2 separate regions of the Mus musculus genome follow, and region 1 is linked to region 2. Evidence: chromatin loops called from intact Hi-C (ENCODE). Cell type or tissue: gastrocnemius. All regions are shown on one strand.

Region 1 (2,500 bases), 250 kb after region 2:
TGTAGTTCTAGAAATCAAATCCGGGCTTTGATACTTGCTCAGTAAGCACTCTATCAACTGGGTTTTATCTTTAACCCAGAATTATACGATTAATGTGAAATAATAGAAAAAAATACCTATGTGTAATGTATTCTATGAATTCATATTAGAAAGGGAAAGGATGCACAAATTAAAATGTTAATTATCTTCCTTGTAGAACTGAGGCTGCAATTTGCAATTGCTTTTGTGGTGTTGGGAATGAATCTATAGCCCCTACATATTAGTCATGCTCCCTCTACTTAGCCATAACCCCACCCCAAGAAGTGCATGGTTTGATGTGATGGTTATGAGTTTGTAGATTTGTGTTCTAACAGACCAGTGTGTGCCCAAAGCTCTATGTAGATAAAGGGGCAGTGTCTCTCCAGACCCCTGGCCAGCTCCATGTGTCAGGGACACAATGGGTATGTTGCCAAAACTCTTTCTTTCTTTTTTTAGATTTATTTATTTTATATATGTGAAGACACCGTCACTGTCCTCAGACACACCAGAAGAGGGCATCAGATCCCATTACAGATGGTTGTGAGGCACCATGTGGTTGCTGGGAATTGAACTCAAGACCTCTGGAAGAGCAGTCAGTGCTCTTAACTGCTGAGCCATCTCTCCAGCTCCACCAAAATTCTCTTGTTGGCCTTCTGTTTCAGGCCACTTTTCTCTGCTTTAGTCTCCATTTTGGGGGTTGACCTGGGAGGTTTTCTTAGGTGAGAAAGGTGAGTAGAGTCACTGCTCTCCGAGGCTCCTGTAGCCATCTCTTCTAGAAGCAGTCATGCTTGGACTCCCTAACTGTCTAGACTTCTGATGGATCCCACACCAACAACCACATTGGAAGCACACAGCTGCCCAAAGCACAGCTGCTCCTCCCTTCCTTCTCCTTCTGAGGCTTCAGTGATCCTTGTTTAGTATGCAGAGTAGCTAGGATCACAGATGTACAGGTATTTCACCATGTCCAGCTCAGAAGTATACCATCTTTTTAAAGAATGAAAGAGTCCCATAAAATGTTCAAGGCTATGTGCAGGGAATGCTGACTTCACTGGCTCGCCCCCTCCTTCCCTGTTGCATGCTTGAATGGGCATGCAATTTAATACCCATGCTCCCCAACACTGGTAGGCAGCCTGCCAGGTGCCCCGAATTATCTGATAGCAGACTCTCCGGAGGAGCAATGCACTCAATGGTCCTGTCTGCAGCTGGAGTGGAGACACTAACAGGGTCTTGAGTTCTGTCTCATCTTGCTCAGCCCTGTGATAAATGCTGACTGCTTGCCTCTGCCTGTTCTGACCAGGCCAGTCCTATCCTGCCTGCTGCTATTCATCCAGTGTTCCTGCTGCCACACTGGCTTGGCATAGCTTAGGGGTTGTTGGCTCCACACCAAGTCCTGTTCCTCTGCCCCTTCCAAGCCCACACCATGGAGAATGTGATCTGTTTACTCAAATTCTTCCAGGAACCAGAATTCCTGGAATGATCCTACTAGCCCCATTGTGGAATCGTGTGTGAAAGTCTGTATGATTCCAACTGTGAATGACCATGCATATATTAGCGTCTTTGTGACTTGAATATCATAGGGCCTCAGTTTTTCCACTTATACCATGCCTGAAATCGGTACCATAAAAACCTACTATGACAAGTCAGTCTTGTGTATTACTGAAAATTTAGGATTTGAGCCAAGTGTGCTGGCATACATCTTTGGTAACAGAACTCAGGAGGCAGAGGCAGGCAGGTCTCTTGAGTTTGAGGCCAACCTGGTCTACAGATGAGTTCTAGGCAGCCAGGGTTATATAAAGAAACCCGGTGTCAGAGAGAGAGGGAGAGGGAGAGGGAGAGGGAGAGGATTTCTGGGGGTCTGACTATGTGAGTCAAGCCCTTGCTAGCCTCATTTTTGACTTAATGACATCTGGGCATGTTTAAATATTTACAGGGACAAGTATGAGCCCTGCAGCTAGCAAAAGTGTTCAGAACTGCAGTGATAATTCCAGGATAATTCCTGCTAATTGTCTGGTACCTGTTGCATTGTTTGGATCTAGATAAATATGGCTCCCTCCCAACTTTCCTAGAGCTGATACTGGCATGGTGGTTCTCATATGCATTCTCAGAATTTGGGAAGTTAAAACAGGAGAATCACACACAAGTCCAAAGCTGGCCTAGGCTATAAATAGGGACTTCAAGGACAGCCTGAACTACAGAGTGCTAGCATAACACCCTGTTTATAAAGAAGAGGAAGAGAAGGAAGAGGAGAAGAGGAAGGGAAGGAAGGGGGAGGAGGAAGAGGAGGAGAAGGAGGAGGAGGATTTTTAAAAAGGAGATAAAAGGGAGCTGGAGACATGGCTCAGCAGTTAAGAGCACTGACTGCTCTTCCAGAGGTCCTGAGTTCAAATCCCAGCAACCACATGGTGGCTCACAACCATCTGTAATGGGATCTGATGCTTTCTCTCTCTCTCTCTCTCTCTCTCTCTCTCTCTCTGTATGAAGA
Region 2 (2,500 bases):
ACTTGGGTACTCAAGGGGAGAGGCTGCTGTGGACCCTAGAACTATTCCCAGTAGCCTTAGGGAATGGTTTACCACCATCTACTGAGCTCCTACCCTGTGGGAATCTTGGAGCTGTGGTTGACATAATTAAGGTTGCCCCTAAGCAGGGACTATGTGCTCTATGGCTTCTCCCCTTGGCTAGGCAGGTCTCCCTGGAGTTTCCTAAGCCAATGCCACACCTACAGGGAGAGAGAAGCCTGGCCCTGGAGTTCTTCCCTAAACCCTGGTGAGCCAAGCCCTCCTCCACTTCTCAAGTAACATGCCCCTGTCTTTCTCTCCTACTCCATGACACTCTCCATCTGCCCCCCCCCCAAGAAAGACATGATTGGAAAAGAGTCTAAAGGAGTATTTTCCTTTGTGCAAAACAGATGTACAATATGCCACAGCTAAAACTCTTGGGGTTCCCGGGTGGCACCTATTCCAAAAAGGAACTTAGGGTTTGTCCCTCTTTGTAGGTACTCAATAAAGACACTTTTTCTGGCACTCTCCCACCTTACGGAGGTACACCCCACCACATCTGGACAAAGAAAGCTGGGGTGGAGGTTATTCTCCTGAGGGTCACTGAGTTATTCAAAGGAAACATTCATTTCTCCATTTAGGTTAAGAATCCGGGGCTGGTGAGATGGCTCAGTGGGTAAGAGCACCCGACTGCTCTTCCGAAGGTCAGGAGTTCAAATCCCAGCAACCACATGGTGGCTCACAACCATCGGTAATGAGATCTGACTCCCTCTTCTGGAGTGTCTGAGGACAGCTAAAGTGTACTTACATTAAATAAATAAATAAATCTTAAAAAAAAAAAAAAAGAATCGGGGGCAGAGTGAACCCTGGCTGTGTCAGTTCTGTGCTTGATGTAGTTCGAGGGTCTCCAGTCAGTCTCTCTAGGGGAGGAGCTGGCGATGTCTTGGCCGTCCCACCAGGGAAAAGGCTACCACCCCTCTCGACTCCAAGCCTCGTCCATCATGAGAAGCAAATGTTGGGACTGCATGCATGTGTCCCCACACCTGGCTTCAGGAGCCATTTTAAATGCTCCATCACTCCCACCGACATGATGAACGCTGCAAGTTAGAGGCCAGCCTATTTTAGACAGTGAATAAATGGCCAAGAAAAAAAAAAATAAGGCTTTCTGGAAAATAAGGCTTTCTGGTCACTTTTCTGAGCCAATTTTCCTTTAGCAAATCCTTGGGGGAGGGGAGGCACAAAACAAAACAAAAAACCTCGAGGGGATAGAGGATATAATTTACAACACAACTAGCTGAGCACCGAGGCTTGAAGGCGCTGGTGACAGCTCCTGGAGGCTCCGCCCGAAAAAATCCCGCAGCAAGCCACGCATCGGACTCGCACGGATTCACTTGGGCCCTGTACTCTCTGCGCAGACGCCGCACATTCGCTCCTCAACCTCCAGGTGGCGCTGGTGGAGGGGCGGAGCATACATTTGCCTGTCGCGGAGGAGGCGGGACATCAAAAAATTGGCTCCTAATTGGCTGGGCTCGGACTATGAAGGGACAAGCCCAGAGGACCTGTGGTAGGGGACGCGGTCATAAGGAGGAGCTGGCTTACTCCTAATGAAGAGAACGTTTGTGGTGTGCTTACTCCTCGGGGACAATCCTTTTTTTTTTTTTTTTTTTTTTTTAAATAATGGCAATTTGTTAAGACTATAAATAGCCAAGTTTCCCATTTGTCGTACGTTTATGAAAACCTCACGAACCAACAGACGAGAAAAATCCCTGGTGGGACCTATTTAAAAGAGATGCACTGTTTGTTTATTTTCGTGTAATATTTATTTGTACTCATTTATTTTGGAGACAGGCAATCCTTCTGCCTCAGTTTTCTCAGTGCTGAGATGACAGGTGGAAGCCATCATGCCTGGCTGTCGACGTTTTTATAAGACAACTGAGGTTTGGGGGTGAGTCCCAGGCGTTCCCCTTTCCGTCTTTCTCTCAGCCTCTGCCCAGTGTGTGAGCCAGGGAAGGTGTTTTCATGGGTGCTTTTCCACAGGTGATGGTTAGCGTCCACATTCTGACAATGCGATGGACACTGGCTGCAGTATGTTGATTGGTGCAGATCTGGCCCTGCCAGCCCTGTTCCACATGAGACAGAACTGGGGAGGAAGGGGATGTGACTGGTGTCTGGGAAGTGTGGGGTTCCACTGCTCTGGAGCACTGCGCCTAGGTTAGACCTGGGCCAGTGTAGATGGGCTGAGGTTAGATGAAGGTGATCCAGGGGTCTGGATTGGGAATGGATAGGTCAGAGGCACATACAGAGGAGAGAGCCTCGGGGTGCTCTGGGAAGCTGGGGAAAGGTATAAGTTCCGGGATATTTTCTTTTTTCTTTTTGTTGTTGTTGTTTTGTTTTTGTTTTTGTTTTTTTTCTAGACAGGGTTTCTCTGTATAGCCCTGGCTGTTCTGGAACTCAACTCTAGATATCAGACTGGCCTCGAACTCAGAAATCTGCTTGCCTCTGT

What was found. Hi-C counts contacts between places; a loop is a spot of excess contacts. Peaks named below come from ENCODE experiments on the same cell type or tissue, not always from the same donor. Only the 100,000 strongest peaks of a DNase experiment are listed, where the experiment ranks them.
Region 1: a loop joins it to region 2, with 4 times the contacts of the local background. A loop is called at or near these places in 1 of 42 quality-filtered maps.

Annotation. Positions count from the first base shown.
Region 1 is chr12:3,536,576-3,539,075 of GRCm38, reverse strand. No RefSeq gene overlaps it. Among named protein-coding and RNA genes, the nearest start is that of Dtnb, 35 kb to the left of the region's middle. In gastrocnemius, no CTCF peak of the experiment used is centred here; a DNase peak (open chromatin) is centred at 1,379.
Region 2 is chr12:3,790,941-3,793,440 of GRCm38, reverse strand. No RefSeq gene overlaps it. Among named protein-coding and RNA genes, the nearest start is that of Dnmt3a, 15 kb to the left of the region's middle. In gastrocnemius, a CTCF peak has its summit at 1,426 (motif pointing right); DNase peaks (open chromatin) are centred at 1,004 and 1,464; H3K4me3 peaks cover 1,215 bases; H3K27ac peaks cover 1,253 bases.